2 separate regions of the Homo sapiens genome follow, and region 1 is linked to region 2. The links are chromatin loops, found by intact Hi-C in ENCODE. Cell type or tissue: heart left ventricle. All regions are shown on one strand. Each heading gives the region's core, and the rest is flanking DNA. Links, peaks and the distances in the headings are about the cores only.

What was found. Hi-C counts contacts between places; a loop is a spot of excess contacts. Peaks named below come from ENCODE experiments on the same cell type or tissue, not always from the same donor. Only the 100,000 strongest peaks of a DNase experiment are listed, where the experiment ranks them.
Region 1: a loop joins it to region 2, with 5 times the contacts of the local background. A loop is called at or near these places in 20 of 110 quality-filtered maps.

What each region holds. Positions count from the first base shown.
Region 1 is chr1:76,136,484-76,144,483 of GRCh38, forward strand. All of the region lies in intron 1 of ST6GALNAC3 (ST6 N-acetylgalactosaminide alpha-2,6-sialyltransferase 3), which reads left to right. Among named protein-coding and RNA genes, the nearest start is that of ST6GALNAC3, 66 kb to the left of the region's middle. In heart left ventricle, for the core only: no CTCF peak of the experiment used is centred there; no DNase peak of the experiment used is centred there; H3K27ac peaks cover 4,313 bases.
Region 2 is chr1:76,063,482-76,078,523 of GRCh38, forward strand. It overlaps ST6GALNAC3 (ST6 N-acetylgalactosaminide alpha-2,6-sialyltransferase 3), which reads left to right and starts at 11,265. Exons shown (of 5, transcript NM_152996.4): 1 at 11,265-11,403. The coding sequence starts at 11,386. It overlaps LOC124904200, which reads left to right. Exons shown (of 5, transcript XR_007066173.1): 5 at 2,557-2,874. RefSeq lists a silencer at 11,066-11,265. In heart left ventricle, for the core only: no CTCF peak of the experiment used is centred there; DNase peaks (open chromatin) are centred at 11,250 and 11,700; H3K4me3 peaks cover 2,568 bases; H3K27ac peaks cover 2,675 bases.

The sequences.
Region 1 (8,000 bases), core at 1-8,000, 66 kb after region 2:
CCTAAGGTAATTCTATCCTACTTGGTTTTCACAGGAGAAAAAAAAAATCCCTAAGAGTACTGTTCAACAAAGTGTGTGTATGTGTGTGTGTGTGCATAAAATATTCCTTTTAGATGAGCAAAGCCAAGAAGATACCTAGTAATAAATAGCTTTCACAGTTGGTTAAATATCAGAACTGGGGAGGCATTTGACCCCGAAATCATATGGCATCTCTAGAGCATGGCAACTCTGGGAAACTGATTGTTGCTTAAAGAAAGTTTAAAGTATTTGGGAAGTAATTTCTCTTTTATTTTTACTCCCTTAGGAAGATTTGGATTTGCAGCCTTTATCACTAACTTGGTGAGAATTTTTTTGTAAAGTTGTCAAATCTATAGGCCTCAGAAATGGCAGTTCTCATACAAATCCCAGTAACGATGCTAACATCATTCATCCAGTGTCAGTCAATCCTAGGTGCTTGAAAAACATCTCATTTAGTCTTTACAATAGCTTATGAAGTTGATACTTTTGTCTCAGTCTTTAAATAAGAAAGCCAAAACTCAGATTGGTTTAGTGATCTGGTCAATATTACAGAGCCAGGAAGTAAGAGGAGGAATTGAAAACAAGGTCTGCCCGCCTGGGAGTCTGTGCTGTTTTAAGTCACTTTACTGTCCCCTGCTCTGCCACACTGCCTGTGTTTTCAGAGAGGAGGCAACCACTAGGCTAAATGACTATCTGGCAAAAATCTATGTGGAGTTGGTTCTTCCTATTATATTGCATCTGTCTGGGACACCTGAGTGTTTGCAGAGATTCTTGCCCCGATTTTCAGCACCCTCAGCTGTTAGCCGTGCTATGGATGTGATGTTGGGGAATTTCTAAGATTGAAGTGGCCAGTTGCATGTAGATGAGAAGACTTTCTTTAATTTGCCCTAAGTAGACATTCTGCGCAGTCAGTGTGTTATAGAAAGACATTTCTGGGAGGCAGGTGATCCAAGGGATGGTGGTCAAGAAGCACAGAATATATAGAGATGGGATAGAAACAAATGCAATGAAAGATCAGGACATTTTGTTCAAAGTAGAAATTTCAAGTAGGGAATCTTCCTCCCACCTACCGTCATGAACTCCAAGGAGATTATGATTTAATAATCCTTGTCTTTATGTGTATTCTTCAGTCTATGAGTAAAACATGTTACTGGTTTCTCTTCTCTGTAAGTTGCAGTCATGTCCCTGCAAGGGAGCTAGTTTGTATGTATTGCTAGGGGCTTTAAGATGGTGATTCTCCAGGCTAGGAACCCTTCCAAGAGATTCTATCACTTACCCAAAGCCGAAACACTTGTCCAGTTTAGCAGGAAATATCTATATGATTTTGAATTTCTTGGTTTCGGCCATTTGTGGCTCTGAATTCACTGTTGCCCTGAGGAAGCCATCTCTGACCCAAACACTCCTTGTTAAACCACTGGCATAGCTCAAGTGACTTGGAAACCTCACTGTAACTACTATTGCATAACTTCAACAACAAACCTTCATTCTGTTGTGGTAAAACTTCGCTCTATATTCAGCCACACATTAATTAGTACTTATATTTTCTTAAATGTACACTGTGCATCATGACATGTCCTCAGGATATGGAGATAAAATACTTCATTTTTGCTCTCAAAGACCTAACAGTCTAGTGAAGAAGACTGCATTCTGAAGTCTCTGAATGTCAAAAAGTGCTGGTTGAAAATATTTCATTTTTTTGATAAACATGAGAATAGGTAAAATCATTTTCAGAAGGGCTTATGGAGGGGAGACATCTGGTCCTTTACAAAGACAGGGTCACTGAACCCTTAGTGCTTTTGTGAGGTGACAGAACACAGTGTCCCCAGAGTGATGTATTTCCTTGAAAGTTTTTTTTCTTTGAGAACATAGGGTGGGGTTCTTCCTGAGGAAAATATTGATATTGCCAGCCTGCTCCTGGTGAAATTGAAAAAAACCAGGAAATTTAAACAAAGGCATGATTCAAGACCAATATTTAGGAGGAAGCACTCACCACAGGACCAGAACCTGACCCATGGACCCTTGTACTCTGCATCGCTGCAGTTCCCATGCTCTTCCCAGCACCTCCCTAAAATGGGTCATTCTATGCAAATCCCAACAGCCTTCCAAATAGAATGTCACTGCCCTGATTAACAAGTATTTGTATACTTTTTCTCTAAAATGTCTACTTGACATATCATATCTTTTTGTATGTTTCTTCCAGCTTCTATTTGTTCTTTAGAACTTCAGTAGAGTGCCTTTTTACATTTACCAAACAATGCAAAGGACTTCCAGGTAAGTGGACCCCTAGTAAACTCTCCAGTGGGATAGATGCATAGCTTTGTAATGGCAGCCAAAACCAGTTTGTAAAGATCTCATTTTCCCCTTTTTTACCCCTGAGAATAAAAGGAGGAGTTTAAAAAAATCTATGCACTGGCCGGGCGCAGTGGCTCACACCTGTAATCCCAGCACTTTGGGAGGCCGAGGCGGGCGGATTACGAGGTCAGGAGATCGAGACCATCCTGGCTAACACGGTGAAACCCCGTCTCTACTAAAAATACAAAAAATTAGCTGGGCGTGGTGGCAGACGCCTGTAGTCCCAGCTACTAGGGAGGCTGAGGCAGGAGAATGGCGTGAACCCGGGAGGCGGAGCTTGCTGTGAGCCGAGATCGCGCCACTGCACTCCAGCCTGGGCGACAGAGCGAGACTCCGTCTCAATGGAAAAAAAAAAAAAAAATCTATGCACCTACACATACATGCACAATCACACAAACATAAGCACACATATATGCACACTTAAGCACACAGATTCACACATACATTCACAACTCATACATACATATGTATATATATAGCACTCACATGCTCTTACAAATATACATATAAACATATACACATATAAACATACACACATAGAAACACACACACATATAAACACACACACACACAGTTGTACATGGACTGTTTCTTGGGAAGAAATGCTCATTCGGCAACAGTGGCTTCTTTTTCTCTCTTTGTGGATTTGCTCCTTGGCCTTTATCCCTATAGGAAGCCAAGCTGAAAGCTTTTAAACTGGTATAGCTTTTGTCCTGACACCTATGTCTGGGTGACATAGATTCTCAGAGAGAGGGAGAGATATGAAAGGAAAAAAGTCTCTGAGGAAATCGTAATCTTTCCCGAAGAAGTTCTTGCCTAGTGCCAGGTTTCTGGGCTCAGAGCAGATTAGCGAAACAAGCACTCAGCTAAGAGTCCAGGGCCTGGTTTCTAGTTCTGGTTGTGACCCTAATCAGCCGGGCAAGTCACTTATGTTCTCTGAGCCTCAGATTTCTCGCCTGTGCAATGATGATCTTTCAGATTCTAACTCTAAAATTCTGTGCATGTCTCTTTTCCAGTGACTGAGGAAGTTCAAAGTAGAATAGGATGGGGATGACACATGAATAAGCTCTGAATCCTCACCTGTCTCGAGGAGGAATAAATTCAATCCTAATGCCAAAACGACAGAATCTCTTTACTTCCTCACTGCTTTGCCAAACGCTCATTTAGATGTATCTATCAATCACTGGTTTATTCATATGGTGCCTCTCACCGTGAAATCTAGGTTCTGGAACAATATAATTGGCCTAATTTTGGTTTTCTGACTGCAGAAGTGGATGCTTCCTCTGCCTGTCTCTACTCTCAGCTCTTATTGTTTTTTTTGGTGAAAGAGATTAATCCAATGCTCCGTGGAAGTAGATATCAAGAACTCTTGAGCAGAGAGAAGTTTTGCATTCTGCCTGTTTGACATTTACAAGGTATTTCATTAACACTGTGGGCGATTCAATCCCCTTTTATTTTTGGCTGCCCTTGCTGTGCCTCTGAAGGAAGGAAGGCCATTCTTTTGCCAGGTAAGGGGCAGGAAAATGTGTGACTCCAAAGCTACCTGGAGCCTGATGGGGGTTAGGTTGGTCCTTGCTGCCCCTGCTGGTCACATGGTCCCTGCTTACTCTGCTTGCCTTTTGTCTTCCTCTTTGTGGACTCCTATTGATCCTTGTACTTCCTCTGGCAGAGTGTTTATCAGATTATATTGAAATTGCCTGTTTACTTCTGCCTCTCCCACAGAACAGTAAAAACCTCAAAGACTGGGGCTCTTTCTTTCTTTCTTTTCTTTCTTTCTTTTTTTTTTTTTTTGACAGGTTCTCTCTCTGTTTTCCAAGCTGGAGTACAGTGGTGCAATCACAGCTCCTTGGACTCCTGGGTCAAGGGATCCTGCCACCCCAGCCTCCTGAGTGGCTGGGACTACAGGCATGTACCACCATGCCCAGCTAAATTTTAATTTTCTAATTTTTTTTTTTTTTTTTTTTTTTGGTATAGAGGGTCTTGCTAAGTTGCCAGAGTGATCTCAAACTCCTGGCTTAAAGTAATCCTCCCACCCAGGCTTCCAAAGTGCTGGGATTATAGGCATGATCCACCGTGCCCAGGCTTGTTTTTTATTGTACACTTAGGGACTTGCCTATGGTAGGTACTCAGTAAATGTTTCTTGAAATAATTAATGACTTGGGTTGATTTGGATGAAAGACGGAATGGACGGAGGGCATTTTTTAGTAGCCTGGAGACTTGGTTTCCATGCACCATGCTGGGATGTCCCTGGCAGCCCATCTACTGAGCTGGCACCAGCATGCTTACCAGTCTCCTTTGTGACAGTCCCAATGGATATTTTTATTAGCCAGCATGATTTATTTCATAATGCTGAGTTGCAGCACCCTTCATGGCTAGAGATTTTTGCTGTGGAGATAAGTTCTTAGAACTATCTCCATTTCCAGAAAAGAGAGGGTTTCTCTCGTCTGTTGCCCAGAAAAGAAGTCAGTTTACGTATGCATCTTCCCTGGGTCAGGCTAAGAAGTAGCCCCAGCACTGGCATGCTAGACTTGGAGAGTCTAATATTCTTCCAGCCAAACCCTGAAGCAAACCACACCTCCTAGGTCCTGCAAGTCCCCATTAAGTGTGCTTAAGTCATTTGAACTCCTAGAGAATCCATGTCAGAGGAGGAGAATCAGCATTCAACAAAAGATAGCATGTAGTTTTTTTTTAAAAAGTGAAAGACTAAAGCTTGCCTTTTCTATAGATCATCAACATGTTTACTTATAGCAAAAAAAGCATGTACAGATGGATTTTTGCCATTTAAATCATTCATTAAAATCCCTATTTTAAGCCAAGATTTATAACAAAGTTTTTGGGGAAATAACACATACATCCCCTCCCATCTGGAAATGAAAAGAACAAGCAAAATGGATCTAGCATCTTCATTATAATAGCACCTTAGCATGTAATTCAGTCTCCTCATGACAACCATTATGTAAGGATAAGGAGAGGCTCTGCAAGCCACCCATTTCTACACTGCCCTAGAGTTGAGATTCAACCAAGACCCCTGCTTCGGTTTAGGTTTCAATATACACGTGAAGACAGGGAGGAATATACTCACAAGACAAAGTCCTGTGCTCATTGGCACCTGATCAAGTGCTAAGGCTTCAGATGAAAAGGGCAACAGAATCTCCAGGGCAAAGGGATCAGTTAGTGGAGGATTCTTTAGAGAGGAGGGAAGAGACCCCCTGCTGGGCCTTGGGGGATGGAGCATTTAGTCAGGAAGATGACATCCCAGTAAGGGGAAGCTACCCCTAAAAGCAAAGGTATGGAGATGGGAGGGAATGCGGAGAGGGGTGGAGAAATTCCATCTTTGTTAGGGCAGCAGTCAAGGATGAGTGAGTTAGCCTCTTAAGGAAGAGGCTAAGCTGTTAGAATAAAGAGGTTTACAACATCAGCGGCTTAAATCAAATAGAAGTGTGTTTCTCTTTCACATGACAGAGTAGATGTGGCCTGGCGTCTAGAAAGCATATTTGTCTCTGCTCCACTGTGTCTTCCAGGGACCCATTCTTCTCTTGTCTTCATGCTCCATCACTTCCTAGGGTGTTGTCTACACCTGCATAGCCATAGCTAATTTTCCATTCTCAGCACCAACCAGGGGAAGAGGAGGAAAGGTAGCCTCCTTTTCATGATAGGTGTGAAGTTATGCAGGACACTCTCAGGGTGAATGGACCACAGTGTGGCTCCTGACTGGGCAGGGAGGAAGAATCTGCTGCTAGAGAAAGAAGGGAAGACAGTCATCTTTGACATCATGAGTTGCATAAGATGGGAATAAAAACTGGAAAAGACCTAAATCACCATATTAGAAAACTCTAGCCATTCTAAAGACATTGAAGAATCCTGTTTGGACCTTTTTAGCAGTGAGGAGCGTCCAGCTGTGGTTATCTGGAGAATGCAATAGGCAGAACTTGCTGGTAGAGGCCCCGCTTCCTTGTCTTGAATGCCTGCCTTTTTTTTTTTCTTTTAAATTTTTCATCTGCTTCTGGATCACATTGCTGTGAGCCACATTGGGTCAATTCACATGGAGGATTAGATCTGGGCACACCGTATCTTTTATGTCTTTTATTTCTTTGACTTTATTCTGCTGGAAAGTGTTGGCCCACAGCCAGAACCGGCAGAGGGCAAAGGAGGGATTACTTTCTTATCACAGGGAAATTAAATGCCTGAGACAGCAACATAGTGATTTTTTTAAAACAAATTTTTAGGAAAATTGAACTCACCCTGTTTACTTTCATAGAAGGCTTTTGGGCTGTGGGAAGGAACCTATTTTTGTACTTAATGAAATGGATCTTGGCAGTAAAGGGTTTAAAACTAACTTTGGATTTATTTAAAAAGTAATATCCTTGCCACTAACTTGTCTTCTGTCTTTAAAGGAAAGAGAATTTTTACAGTGCCTATAGAGCATGCCATTCCTCACCAGTCATTTGGCAGTCCTATTAGCAAACTCATTTGTCAAAGCCTCATTAGGTGATTGCAAAAGTACTCTCCCAGGACCCACTTTGGACTTCTTACCAAGTCGTGTGTGTGTGTGTGTGTGTGTGTGTGTGTGTCCGTCTGTGTGTGCATGTATTTGAAATGGAAGTGTGGGAACATGACAGTGTAGACAAGCTTACAGCCCCCATTTTTCTTTGAGTGGCCCCCTCTGATAAAAGGTTATATACTGGAAGAGGACTTAAAACCTTTGAAAAATCAAATTCTCTTGGAATATAATACCAAAGTGTTGTTGTTGTTTTTCTTGCATCTACATGTTCCATGAATATTTTCCAAACAATTCAATACATTACTCTTCAGCCCACGCCCATGCTGACATCAAAAACTTTTGGGAAGAAAAATTGTTATCGAATAGCAGTGTCGCACCAAGCAGATGGGGTCACTGTCCCCCAGGATAAGGCATTTCTCATGTGCTTGAGAAGAAGACTGTGGATCTGAAAATATGATAGGGGCTGCGGCTTATTGAGGCCTCACTATTGAGAGGGGGCTTGGAGTTATGGGGAACAGTGGGCTCTAGTGCAGGACTGCTGGGGTCTTAAGCCCACTGGACCACTTCCTAGCTTGCCAGCCTTGGGCCAGTTTATAGCCTTTTGGGCCTCAGTCTTCTTATCTGTGAGAAAGTGTAATGTCACCTCCCATGTCACTGTGAGCAGTACATAAGTGGATCTGTGTAAATAGCTTGGAGCATCATGTAGCATGTGGAAATGCTCAGTAAATGAACCAGGTCTCTCAAACTCTAGGGCCCATGTTTTTCCCCTTCACCACTAAAACCTCATGAGAAGCATGGGCTCAGGAGTAGCAGGAGGCTTCTGGCACAGAATGAGAAGATGGGAAAGCGTGCTGCTTGGCCACAATGGAAGGAGGAGAAAGGTCAAGGAGCTCGGTCAGTAATCCCCACTCTGAGGCCAAGGAAAGAGGATGGAGGAAAGGGCAACCAGAACATCAAATACCACATAAGCAAGAAGCCATAAGTTTCTTTCCAAACTAACAGTTAAGAAAACAGACCTAACCACTTCTACTCAGGGACTACATCTTATTTGTTTTTGTATCCATAGTGCCTGGCCTCTAGTTGAACTTGACAAATATTGGAGTGTGTTGGCCTGTTTCTTGTTCACTCA
Region 2 (15,042 bases), core at 7,043-15,042:
GGGTGTATTCAATTGGTCGGTCGGTGGGGGGGGGGGGCGCTTAGAATTTTATTTTAGGCTTACATTCCTCACAAAACTTCTAGGTATATTTGCATTCTTATTATCTTCATTTTTCCAGATAAGAAAGCTGCAGCTGTATTTTTCCAAAAATATTTAACCTGTGTCGAATCATGAATAAATAATCAGGCAAATCAAATTTGAGGAACATTCTGCAAAACAACTTTTCAAAACAACTGTTAAAAACAACTCTTCAACACTGTCAATGTCTTGAAAGACAAAATAGGAGAACTATTCTAGATTAAAAGAGATGAAAGACAAATGATAAATCAAAAGCAATACGTGATCCCTGTTGTCTTCCTGACTGAAATCAACAATCAGGAACATTGTTGGTACAAAAGGGAATTTTAAAACATGGTCTTAAATGTGATAATGATGTGTAGTTGTGTAAGAGAGTATTCTTGATATTATAAGCGACATGCTAAAGTCTTTAAAAGTGAAGTGTCTTAATGTCTGCAACTTACTATCAAATGTTGCAGGGGTGTGTGTGTATGCACACACATGGAGAGAGAGAGAAAGAGAGACAGAGGGGAAAAGTAAATGTGGCAAAATGTTAACAGATGTTGAATTAGCTAGGCACAGTGGTTTGAGCCTGTAGTCCCACCTACTCGGGAGGCTGAGGCGGGAGAATTTCCTGAGCCCAGGAGTTCAAGGCTACATGAACTATAATTGTGTCACTAAACTTCAGCCTGGGCAACATAGACAGACTATCTCTTAAAAAAATAAAAAAGGTAAAACAAATTGATGAATCTCTGTAACGTGTATATAGGGTGTTCTTTGTATTGTTCGATTTTTCTTCAGGCTTGAAATTTCTCCAAATAAAAAGTTGGGGAAATCCGAAAGGATGCTGAGTTGCAGAGAGGTAAAATAATGATAGCAAAGTTGAGATTCAAACCGAGGTGTTTCTGCTTTAGCTTTGGTTCCAACTCCCTGCACATAAGTTACCGCTCATCTGGCTGGGAAAATGAGAGGTCACTCTTGAAAAACTGGCTCACAATACAAAGAAGTATATCCCACCTCACAAATGAGTCAGAGGTACAGTAAAGACTGTAGGAGTTTGGAAGAGGAGTCGATGCTGCCATGCCCTAAGGCCAGGAACTGCATCTCTTTCTTCAGGGCTCTATGTCCAGGTTCTTGGAAACAGTAGGCACTCAAATAAATTTATTGAATAAGTACTTCTTGTTAGTATTGGCCATCCTATGGATTGTGACTTTTGAATTAGACACTTAAAGATGAGTTGGATTTTGATTACTGAAAAGAAGGGAAGACTATCCAGGTAAATAAATGGCATGCGAAAAACAATGCAGGGCAGGGAAGAAAAGTGGGGAGTGAGGGGTGGGGGAAAAGCTGGATAAACTGATAAAATTATTTAATAGCTTATCCTTAGGTCTCATCACTTGCATAGACTGGATGATGGTTTTAGAGATATATTATTTTGTGTTCTTTTTCTTCTTCTTCAACATATTGTTCTTACTGCTTCCCCTGCCCCACACCCATTTTGGATTAGGAGAAGGAATATTGCTTATTGCAAGGGTCAGCCTGGGTTTTAGCCTTAAAACGTCCCAAAGAAAAATATCTGGGCACATTCACTCTGAGGTGCAGAGCTAGAAGAAAGCTTTTCAGGATGCCAAGAGTATTTCATTTGACAGCACGTATTCGCTTTCATTCAAGATGAACCCTTAGCTAAATCTCGTTATTTTGCTATTTCTCATCCATGAAGAAGCCACTTGAGGTGCCCAAAGAACCCTAGCATGCCAACTGTTAGCATGGCTGGTGTGTGAGATCGCCAGCACTATGTACTCTGCAGAAATGTCATCTCAAATGCATCATTTTGCTAAGTAAGTGCCCCTGCTCAGTGCCAACACTAGTTTGTCTTCTGAATAGGCATGCTTCCTAGAAATTACCCTTTAGCTGACCCCACAGCACAACACACGTTACATGTTTAGTGATGTCACTCCCATTCCCTGGTTGCAGACAAGAGATGCCAGAAAAGAGGAGGGAGTTTAGCATTGAGGGAAATAGAAAGTCTCTCATCAGAGGCTCAATGCCAGATACACACATTTCAGGGCTCAGCCCACTGAACATGCAGACATACATGGAATCCACGGTGAGAGTATGGAGAATCCAAGTGGAATGTGGGACCAGAAAGAGGCGGGAAGATCAGAGTTATGTGTAATAAAAGAGCTTTAATAAGTTGCAAGAAAAATTTTGGGTTTCACGTAAAGGAGGATTTTGAAAAGATTAGAACTATTGGAGCTCGGGAATTCCTATAGAATGTTGTGAAATTCCTTCTTTAACTACTATGGATTCCTTTCTGAGATGGATTGAGTTTGTACTGTCTTGTCTGAAACACAGGGTTAATTCAGAAGTCTACTTAAGACACTATTAACATTTATGCAGTAGCCAGATATGTGTGACTGCTTCATATCATTAAAGAATAGAGTAGTTTTGCCAAAAAAAAAAGGTACCACTATATTAACTTTCTTTGGTTTTCCCTAGACTTAACAGGTGGATTTTTGGGTTTGCTGAAGAAGAAAAAGAAGGAGAAGGAGAAGGAGAAGAAGAAGAGAAGTGTGATTAACAAGAAAAAAACTTATTTGGGGGCTATGAACACCTTGAATATTTAACAGAATATCAGCTACTCATCTGTAACCATTCACTACATAGCTAAACTTTTAGTAATAATGTAGGTATTCTCTGGCCAAGAGAAAGATAGGATGTGTGTGTGTGTGTGTGTGTGTGTGTGTGTGTGTGTGTGTGTGTGTGTTTAACAGAAGAAAATGGAAAGAAAATAAAATAAAGGATATTTTGGAGTCAGTGAGTAAATATTTACTTTTAGAGTATAGCATGTTTTAATGGAATATGATGTGTAGGACTGGAGGAAAAATAACAAATATATTTACTTATAATTACTTATTATTTTTACAAACTCTACTTACTAAAAATTATTTGAGACAGCTCACATTTATCCAACAAACACTGCTGAACACCTCATATATCCTTTGCCTAAATTTGTTGAGAGTAAGTACAGAGCACCACATGAGTCAGAATTCATAATGGCATGTACAAGGAATGTGATCACTAGTAGGAGGCAATTCTCTATGGACTTCCTAAGTTTCTGTATGTCTTGTGATAAGAGGTAGAGAATGCCTTTGTTATAGATTATCTTTTCAAGGATATTTGCATTATTGACTAGCCTTGGGGGAGAAAAAGGGAGAGACATAAAGACAGAAAGAATATTTCCCTCAAGAGCAATAGGCCAGCATGCTTACTGCCTATTATAAAGTATTTGAGTTCCCTAAGCTCAGGATTTTTTCCTTTTAAACAAAACCCACAGTGGCTTGGTTTTCTTCAAGTTACCATGTGGGAACTGGGGCTTGGGGAATGGGTGCAATTGCTGTAATAAGTAGTCCCATAACTGTAAGTAATAAATAGTTCTACATCTCTGGCCCAGGGGTCTTGTAGCTTCATCCAACAGCCATAAAAATGTGTAAGTAATTTCTTAGTTTGTATGTGGGGTAAACTTCCAGACCCTTAACAAATTTTGTTATTTGCTTTGAGTATTTGCATTTTATTCAGACAAATACTTGAGCCAAACTTGTACTTTCTCAAGGAAAAATATACACTATCATATTTAATTTTCTTGTTAAATTTAAACTCAAAAACCTCCCCAGGGGAAAATGAGTAAAGGATGTTGTAAAAGAAAGAAGAGTCAAAATGGAATGATGAGAGTACCAAAAATAGGCTGGGTTTAGTGGCTCATGCCTGTAATCTGAGCACTTTGGGAGACCACGGTGGAAGAGTCGCTTGAGGCCAGGAGTTCAAGACCAGCATAAGCAACATAGCAAGACCCCATCTCTATTAAAAAAAAAAAAAGTAAACAAATAGACAAACAAAAAATACCAAAAATAATGAAAAACCAAAAAAACAGGTCAAGAAAAGAGTAGAGCACAGGCATTAAACTTTTAAAAATGTCTTTAGACAAATGTTGTTTAAAAATATTTTAGATTCATCCAGTGGTTATGCTAATAGACATACTTTTGCTGAAAATATGGACAAGGGCTAGTTTATAGGGAGAGAGGTGGTTGACTATTCTTCACTAATTTTTAAATGGCAAAGTTTTATTACAGTTAAAGAATGGAAACAGACAGCTGTGAATAATTCATTTAAAATGTAAGCTGATGAAAGAAGGAGACAGACATTTTTCTAGTGTTCAAATTACGCGGTGCTTGTCCTAAATACTGCTGAATTCACCACTTGGAAGGGAAGACAAATCTTATTTGGAACGTGCCATTATTTAGTATGTAATTTCTTAATATCTCTTAATTATAAAGGTGTCAGTGAAAACCACAAACTCAGTTATTTAAATCTTTGATGCTTTTGAAAATTCAGCTATCTTCATCTATTAGACAAAACAGATTTATTTATAAGATTCTATTAATTACATTTTAATAAAAATGAAGATGAAATAAAGTGGAACAAACTGAAAAAGAAATCATAGTGTTAGTGAATAATTTTTAACTACACTAAATATCAAATAAACACAATGCACCATGGCTGGTTAAAAAGTACTACATACAGTGATTTTTTAAAAAATCATGATATAAAGAAGGTAGCTTCCACTTAGAAGAAAAGCATCACTGATTTCTCAATCAACTGAGAACAGCCATAGGGATAATCACAGGCCACTCTTGTCATTAAACATGAACTCAAAATCCATCCAAATCAAGTAATCAGTCTGATGATTAAAAAGTAGAAAATGCCTTATAGAGAAATATAAAATGATCTGAGAATATCATATGTGATGAAGGAAGTAATAACACATCCAAAGTTTCTTACCCAAAACCTTTGAGCAGCATTCAGAATGGTAGGACAATCTGATTTTCAATTTCATACATTTATGGTTGCTAGCATCTTTCATCTGGAATTCTTAGTTATCTCTTCAGAGTTGAATGAATCAAATCAGATTAATCAGCATTAACTGAGCATGTAAGGTACTGTATTTCCTTGCTAGGGGCACAAAAAGGTGAAGGCTGAAAAGAAAAAGAAGAAACCAGTAAGCTTCCAATCTATTAGGGAAGTAAGGCTAAAAATAATAATAAAAAAAGTAGATAACAGGTCAAGTGAACACTGGAAAAAACTTCCACCAGATAGGATGTGACTCATTGCCAAAAGAATTTTGCAAACAGTAATTGTTGGAATTCAAAGAGGAGAAACTACACTAGACTAGGGTGGTCTGAAAGGGCATCAAGAGCCAAATGGGATTTGATCTGGGATTGAAGGATGGTGAAATCTAGCTGAGTAAAGAATGCGAAGATCAAGACAGAGGTTGGCAAACTACTGCTTGTGGGCCAAATTGGGTCTGCAGATTGTTTTTCTATATCTGCAGAACCAAAAGTGGATTGTACATTTTTAAATAGTTAAAAAAACAAAGAATAATATTTCATAGCACTGAGAAGTACATGAAATATAAATTTTAGTGTCCATAAAAAAGTTTTATTGGAACACAGACACTGCCCATTGTTTATTTCTATGGCTGCTTTCATACTACAATGGCAGTGTTGAATAGTTGTGACAGAGACCAAATGGCTTGCAAAGCCTAATATTTACTTGGCTCTTTGCTGACAAAGCTTGCCAACTGTTGGTGTAAGAGAATAACGTGCAATGATTAAGGAGACAATGTTGGCAGGCCTATAAATGTATCAAGAGGCCACTGAAAGTTTTGACTATAGGAGGAAGCCCATTCACAAATTGTTTCTGCTTCCTATACACATCACCTGGGCTTGCAAATGTTTGTTAAACCAACAAATGAACCAGGATTTTCAGATTCCTAAGTCACTTGTTGCTTTATATCTGTTGCTCTTGAAAAGAATGAATGGCTTTTCCACAGGGGACATTCCCCTTTACGTTTGTCTGTTCCACCTTCACGCAGGTGTGCTGGGAGCAGCTTGATACATATTGACATTGTTGGGCACAATAACAATACCTTGTGTTTCAGGGGTTGTGTGAGAATGTATTCAGGTGACTTCTTTTTGGACCTTTTTTCTTTGCATTGGATGATGTTTTTCTTCTACCTTTTCTACAATAGTTCAGAAATAGATACAAACAGGAGGGTTCGGGGAGATTCCTGGAAGGGGATGGTATTGACACGAAGAATTAGCAAAAATCATAGCTCTCTCCAGAGGGTTTGTGAGGGCTAGACCATTAGAGGAAAAAAATGGTTCAGGCAAAATAAACTGCAGCAGAACCCCAACTGTTAGGCCCTCTCCCCTGGGTGTTCCCATCAGTCCTGCATGGATGCATTTCAAATACCAACTTTCCATTCTAATCTTTTAGGGCAGCATGTAACCAGGCCTCACTGAGAGGAGAAATCCAAGAAGAGTGTAGAGAAACACACATGAGAGGAACCTCACAATAAAAAGGAAACAAACTCTGGGAAACATGGTTAAGAAATATCAGACTCAATTAATAATGGAGGCTTCAACAGCCTTGGAGAGATCCAATACAAACTAAATTCAAACTATATGCCAGTGCTTCTAGCCATATTTACTTTTTTTTTCTTTTTTTTTTTTTGAGATGAAGTCTAGCTCTGTCACTCAGGCTGGAGTGCAGGGGCACGATGTTGGCTCACTGCAATCTCTGCCTCCCAGGTTCAAGCAATTCTTTTGCCTCAGCCTCCCAAGTAGCTGAGACTACAGGTGTGCGCCACCACACCCGACTAATTTTTGTATTTTTAGTAGAGACGGGGCTTCACCATGTTGGCCAGGCTGGTCTTGAACTCCTGACCTCAGGTGATATGCCTGCCTGGGCCTCCCAAAGTTCTGGGATTATAGACGTGAGACACAGTGCCCAGTCCATATTTACTTTTAATTGATTATGTTTTTTTTTTTAAAAAAAAACTTAGAGGAAAACTCTTTAAGAAAAACAAATCAGGCTAAAAACTACATTCTTCTAGGTAATGAAAAGTAGGCAAACAACATTAGTTTTGGATTTTTTAAAAATTAAAAACAGCTTTTCTTAATTGGTTCATTTGAAAAAAAATGGAAACTTCCAATAGGGAAAGGTAGAGCTGAGATGAAGTTAAGGGAGAATGTTACTGAATGGGAAAATATATAATATTTTAAAAATGCAATTTTAAATCATGCGTAACTTGTCTTGGAGTTCATCCCAGATAAGTATCAGTATAGTCAGGGATGTTGACGAATTCTGGATTAGAAGAACTGTGCAAAGGTTTGAAATAGCAGTAAGCTCAAGTCTTGGGAATGCAAACTGGATGACATTTTGGAATGTCCTACTATCGAAAAGGAGAGAAATGAAGCTTAACCCCATATGTCAGTGTATTCTCATAAACAGCTACCTAAAAGGGCATAGCCAAGATGCAGTTAAACATAGCTACAGACACACGTGTGGACCTGGACAGCTAGATGCCTGCTTTAGGATATGAAAAATTTCCTAGGTCACAATTATAACAGTGCAATGATTTCTAGAAAAAGAAGATCATTTCCTATCCTGGCTCAGAATGTTAAAAAAAATGACTTTCCCATAACATTTTCTAATGGATCTTCCAGTCACAGTCTCCTATGGAGGCATAATTTATGTAGTGGATGACAAAGAGTTTTATGATATCTGGAATTCATTTAAAATCTTTAGATTGGAAAAATTGAGATCCAATTAAAATCTTAATAAATGACTCTGTGTTGCATATAAATATATTAAATTAATATGTGTGCAGGCTGAAATTGGAAAAGTTATGAGAGTCAGCATGTTAATTCTATTTCTATCAGGGAACTAACTGTATGTTATAACTCTGAGAATTATTGGGTAATGGGGCTGTTTACAATGAGGCAAAACTGAATTTAAATAGCAAATATTCACCCATGACTTGTCATAACTCATGAAGTCTCCACCTTGAGGCATGGTGAAATCTCACTAGTGAAAGGCCTCTGAGGAGAGGGAAGGTGGACCAGGAAGCCAAGAAGAGCCCTAGGGAGGCTGATGTAGTGAAAGGGCCAGGTCCAAGGATCTCTCCATGAAAGGAAGCAAAGGCTGGCAGGCTGCTCTGTGGCACCCCCACGTAGTAGGTGAGATGCAGCAGTGAGAATCTTTGATTGGAAGTCATTCTCATGCACAGAAGGTGGTAACAGCTTGGTTGGTGAGAGACTGATGAGAAGTGCTGGGTCTTTGTTAAGGTATGACCCAGGGGCTGAGGGTTGAAAAATACAGGGTGAGTGTATGTATCCGGTACACTCAGATTGATAGAGTGTACCTATCCTCTGCATACTCACATATTTACCCTAGGTTTTGTATCCTAGTCTGTATCCCGGGGAGGATTCATACTTACCCTAAGTTTTCCTATGGCTACACTAAGACAACAGATGAAATGTGAAGAGTGACAAATGACAGAAATTGGGCTTCTAACATACTGGACAGCTGAATGTAGCAGTTAAGATGGCAAACCCACAAGTCCCTAGATTCAAACCCCTGTTCCCCTAGTTACCAGCTGGGGATGATAACATCCATGTGGATGTTGTGAGGATCAAATGAGATACTTTCTTTAATTGCAGGATGCTCCATTTTGTTATTATTATTTTTGGAAATAGAAACTCTTGGCTTTAAGTCACATAATGTTAGAGCTGGAAAATTATGCTACACCTATGGATTTGACTAAGCTGTTCCTGTAGTTTGGCCAGTTTTAAAACAAAAAAATCCTGGCAACACACTCCTATCCTCCCAGCCCCAACAAATCTGGCTATCTCCATTCCCTGGTAGGTTCAAAACCTGTTTTTATTTCCATCCAAAAGCTTCCCCCCCACCCCCAGACATCGAGTGGTCCATCTAAAACAGTGATTGTTAATACTGTTTTGTAAATCTTCCAGTCCAGATTTATTCTAGAACTTGAGTTTGTTTTTAGATTGTTATAAATGTGCCTTTATTTCTAGCTGTTTGACATAACTTTTGGATGTTAATAAAAAAAATAACACCTTGGGAAGTATGGACATGGGTGGATAGAAATGTAATTGAGAAAGCCATATCCAAGTAGATTGAGGGAATTAGTAAAGGCCTCATCACGGCATACCCAAGTCATAACATGTTAAAAGTTTGCTCCGTTGGTGTTCATCCTCCTGAGACACCCAAGGCTGATGGCAATTATCCTATTCATCTTCTCCCACAAGTCTGTCTTTAGCGGAAGATTTTTTTCTTTACATAAAGAGCTATCATATAAAAAGTGCTCATAGTGCCAGAAATTGAGGTAAATGCAATTTGCAAACATTATTATCTCATTTAATTCTCTTGAGGATAGATAATATTAGATAAGGTAAGGATTAAAGAGAGGTTAAGAAACTTGATCAAGGACACCCAGCAGGGAAGTACTTAGCAGGGCTGTTCACTAGGGCCTGCTGTTTCTCTTTCCAGATGTACAGACTTTCTAGAGAGAACGATGTGCTCTGCCCACCCTCACCCCTTTGCTCTGCTGTTCTGCCAGGGACATGCAGGAGACGGAGGCCTTCCTCTTAACCGCAAGAGGCCTTCCTTTTTTACTAATATTCCTCAGCACAGACCCTTTACGGGTGTCGGGCTGGGGGACGGTCAGGTGTTTCTCTTTCTCCTTCCTGAGATCTTTGCTTCCAATTTGGCTAAGGCCCTTTCCATGTTATAGTATCATGTATCTCTTATTCTTGTCTTTCTCACTTAACTGTGAGCCCACCTTGATGTTAGATATTCTGAAAGTCATTCTCCTATCCCTGAAAGGTCTTCAATAAAGATTTTTCCTCCACTTAGTGGAAGGTGAATAAAGTTTATTCTTCCATTTAGTAGTGGCTCAATAAAAAAGTTTGTGGAATCAATCAAGGGATGAGTAAATGAATGAAATACTGAATTTTCCTGGCCTATGAAGGACCATGAGCTAAAGCAGCGGTTTAAAGTATATAGTCCCAAACAAAGAATTCTTACTAAAAACACACCGGATCTGTAAGGCAGAGGAGGGAGGGGCGGGAGGAAGAAGTCGAAGAGCAGGGTGTGGTATTCCAGGGAGACTGAAGACAGGAGCTTCCCATGGGACAGGCAGTTCATCCACAGGCTCAGCTTCTGCAACCTCCTTCCTGTGGTTACTCCTGCTCTCTAAGAATTCTGCATGTTCTCATCAAGAAAATACCAAATTCCTTGAAAGCCTGGATTCTGCCTTGTGGTTTGTGAGCCAATCTCATGACACCACCAGCCCACAGTGCTTTTCCTGATTCCATGGAGGCAAACTAGACGGAGCTTCTAGCAAGTGAAACTTCTTTTGGGTAGATATTTGGGGGCCGCTTTTAAAATTTTTCTGACAGACCAAGTGGTAAAAATCTGTGTGTGTACACGGAATGCTCTCTCCCTTCTGCAATGCGTTTACTCTCCTTGTAGAAATAACTGCTTCTCTTAGCCGGCTCTTGCTTGGAGCAGGGAAGAGCAAAGTCCTATCATGTACACATACACAGTTTATAAACATATACTGTACAATCAACATGTACATATATAATACAATATACACATGTGTGCATCCTGTATCTGTATACTGTATATCATGCATATACAATTTCATAAACAAGCTTGTACCAGGAAAAGGCAATAATTTATATATTATACACACATACATGTATATGTAAAATATGTACACACACACAAAATATACCATACAGAGTGTAAGGTTCATGACGTCTTTCTTTCGTTGATATTTGTGCTCACTTATTAGCGGTAAATTATTAATTTTAGATAAGCCCATCACAGAGTGAAGGCTCAATCCTTGAACAGCCCAGGGAGAACTTCGTTGCTACTTTTGAAAAGCCCTTTGATGTGCCCAAAGTCTCCAGAAGGGCGATGCCAAACCCACTCAACTTTGACAAAGTGTGAAACGTCTGTAAAAAGGAGTTCTCTGATGTGTGAGAGGAGACGGAACCGAGAAGAAAAGGCCGTACTCTGCCCCCCGCGGGACCCAGGTCCCCGCCTGCTGCAGAGCGCACTCTGCGCACGTCGAGCCGCGAAAGGTTCACAGAAGAAAACAAGAGAAAGAAGTAGCAGGCACTGAGGAGCCGCCGGCGCCGGCGCCCAGGACGGCACGTGACCCGGGGGCGGGGCCGCGCGGGCCGCGGGCCAGTGGATGGGGACGGGGGCGGGGCCGCGGCTCGGGGGGCGGGGTCTGTGGCGGCGCAGCTTACACCGCGGTCCCCTTATTTGGATCTGCGGGAATGTGGGCTGGAGAGGTCCTGCCGTGGTACCAGCCTCCAGCCTGCCCCCAGGACTGCCCCTGACCCAGGCGCGCCCGCTGCTCGGTGGCAGGAGGGCCGGCGGAGCGCCATGGCCTGCATCCTGAAGGTAACGACTTGGATCTGTGGCTCGGACGCGTGGTTGGCCAGCCCCTTGCTGCTCAGAGGCACGGAGTCAGCCGCGGTCCCACCGCATCCTCATCTCAGTTGTCTTTTCCTGGCATTGATTTTCTTTTTGTTCCTTTGGCAAATGCATATGGAGGGAGATTCTGAAACATGCAGCTGGCACAGCTTCTTTTCCCACCATTCCTGCCTCCTGCTCGCGCCTGCATTGAAGGAGCTGCAGACTGTTGGCTCCAGGGGAGAGCAGGGCTGTGTGCCGAATAATGGGGATGGTAGGGAGAGGAGGGGTGTTCCCGCGGGTCCCGCGGCTCTGTGGAGCCTGAGGCCTTTCAGGGGCCACGGGGAGGGGTGGAGTGGCTAGGCGTGAGTTGCTGGTGGTGAGGGGCATAGCGCTTTAAATGGAGGGAAGAGTGAGCGGAGGTGGGCTCTACTGTGCATTTGATCATGTGAAGACAGAAACTTCTGAGTTTACAGGTAGTCCCTTAGGAATGAGTTTTCTATGAGATCTGCTAGCTCTGTTTGCCCTTAGCTCTACTTTGGAAAAGTTCACACGAGGATGTATATGTTAGTAGAGAACCTCTCACTCTCTTTATGCTCATAAATTTGAATAGACAAAATGATTTTATGCTCTGCCAGAGTGCGCTCAGCCATCCCTTCTTTGTTGAGTTTTCTTTCTCCAAGACCGGATTCTTAGCCTCACCTGAGCATCTTTCTGGGTTCACAGACTTGTGGCCTCAGGTGGGAGAACTTGGTGTGAGGGCCTCACTTAAAAAGAACTTTCCATCCCACTGGTAGAGGCCTCCCCTGCCCTCGTTTTTTTTTTTGCACTACCTTTCTACAAGAACATAACCTGGATGCATGAATCAAAAACATGAACAGCATGAAAGTTTCCTGGGCCTTGACTGGAGAATGCAGAGACCTAGTTGTCCAAGCCTGGGGGAACTGTGTGACGATGGAAAATACCAGGAAACAATTCGTTGTTGTTGTGTTATTGTGAAGTAGCATTTATTTCTCTATAAGATGATATTAAGTCATCTACTGTGTTCTGGTTACCTGAATCGTCTTCTAACGTGCCTGGTGTCAATGATGAAAATAAGAGACTAACCTCGTAGAAGTTGTTTCCCCTTCTTTGCGTAAAGGAGATCAGAAGTTTCCTGTGAGCTTTCTGAACTTCCTCTTTTTGTTTCAGAACATTTTCCAGGACATGAGGAAATAATACATCAGTATTACAGTATGGGGTATTTGACCGGGAGGCTCTTAGCACAAGGACTGAAATATGAATATGAGTCATCTTTACTATTCATTGTGTTATTTGCTGAAAGGGACATTGAGGAGCATGATATTTATTGCTGGCCATCTTTTTCTGTTTTGGTTTCTCCCCTGCCTTGTCCTATACATGTGGTAAACATCTTTAATGCACATCCCAAACTACACATGAATCTGGTCCAATCTTTCTCTTCTAGCACTTCACACTGCTTTCAGACATTTGGGACATATCTGTCCACCTTATCTTCCCTCCACTGAAACTAATGTGGGCTTTAGACTCAGAAAGATATGTCTGGATGCTGGCTCTGCCCACTGCTACCTCTGTGATGTTGGACAAGTTACTTAAATGTCTCTGGGCCTTAGTTTCTTCAATATAAGATCAAAGTAGTGGCACCTGCTTCACAAGGTTGCTGTGGGAATGAAATAAGATAGGGTATGAAAAATACTTTGTGGCACAGGCATTTAATATGTGCCATTTTTTTCCTCTAACATATAATAATAAGTGCAGTTTGGTTGATCCTTACTATATCCTCAGTCTGTTTCTTATAACTATTATTTTTTATAAAATACAAAATGTTTTTTATTCTTTAATCTTTACATAAAACCCTGAAAGATAAGTATCATTGTTTTAAACCCCATTTTACAGATGAGAAAGTTGACGCTCCCTAGTTTAAGAGATTTGCCCAAGGCCACACAGGGTTAATGACAGAGTGATCCTGGATTTAGACCCAGATATGTCAACCTTCCATATACTTTACTGCTGTTCCAGTACTTTCCCAGGTGATGACTTTTAAGATGGCCTAATACCATTCAGTTCCAACCACCTTTGAGCACCTTTGAGCAATCCCCTTCTCTGGTCATGGTCTAGACAGTCTGGGCTGGATCTTTTTTCTTTGTTGTCTTTGAAAAGCTACACATGGAGCAGTGCAGAATACAGGTTTCAGTCCAGAGACCTGAGTTCAGTGCAAGCCTGGCTTCTTGCATATGATTTTAGACAGCTGCTGCAACCTGGAGCCTCAGTTTTCCCTTGTTGAAGTGTTCATAGAATTATAACCATTGCGTTACAGGGTTTTTATGAGGATAAAACTATGGACTTTTTTTTTTTTAATGAAATATTTTCTGCCATTTGCTGACCCTGGACTTGGTGTTGGCATATGTAGAAAAGGAAAGATTTTCCTCTGCCCTCTTAGTTTCTGTGCCTGGTCCTGATAGCTAAACTGACAAAAGGCATATTAACAGAGGAAAAACATACACATTTTATTTGATGTTAATGTTTTTATGTGTACCACAGAGGGCTTCCTATATAAGAAATAAAGACCCGAAGAAGGGGAGAGGCCTGAGAGTTTATAAAGCATTTTAATAGAGAAGGATAAATTGTGGAAATGTGACAAGACAAAGGAAAAAGGGGGTTTGGGCTGGGGCAGTCGATTGTGAGAAAGTGGGAAATGTATGGGGAAAACTAATGGAAAATAGGTGAGTGTTTTTACTAGAGATTTATTTTGGTGTTGACTCTCCATCTTTGATCATAAGAATGTTCTCCTCTTCCTGGCACAGGGAAGGGACATTTCTCATGGGAAATTTTATGCCTTGCTTTTAGGTAGAAATGGGGAGGTCAGAAAGCCCTTCCTGTATCTGCTTTTTCTCAATTGCCTTTAGCTCAAAATAATCAATATGCCAAAGTGATATATTTTGGGGTAGCCTGTTCTGATTCCTTTTACATCACAAGATGCATAAACCATTGACCCCATTCTCAAATGGCTTATGGTTTAGTAAGGATGATAGAAAAGTAAATGAGTGCTTAGGTTACAATGTGAAGAATAAAACTACATAGGTCCATGGAGGGCATAGTAGAAGCATGGAAGGAGAGAGCAATTACCCCTGTCATTGGGTAGTTCAGACAGGCTTCCCACTGATGATATTGGAGTTGTGTTTTGAAGACTAAATAGGATTTACTATGACGGAGCTCGTGTTTTAGAAAGATAAGTTTTGAGGCAGTGCCAACTTTGTTCTGTGGGCTAAGACTTTAATCTTCTCAATGAATTTTGCAGTAGATTTTACTATCCATTTTTACAAATGAGAAAACTGAGATAGAGAGATATTGATTAAAGTATCATTATTGCCTACACAATAGTGACCCTCACTAAGAAGAGACCCCCATGCTGTGGCAGCTAATTTTGGTCTTTTAGGGGATATGGAACTATCCCCTCAAGGTGCTGTGCATGCTGAGGGCCCATTCTGCCAATGCATAGCGCTAGTTCTCGTAACAGAACGATGATCACTTCATAATCATTTAATTTAGGAATTCAGACTTCACATTGCCTGGACTTTAAAGCCAGAAATATGTGACTTTTAATTATGG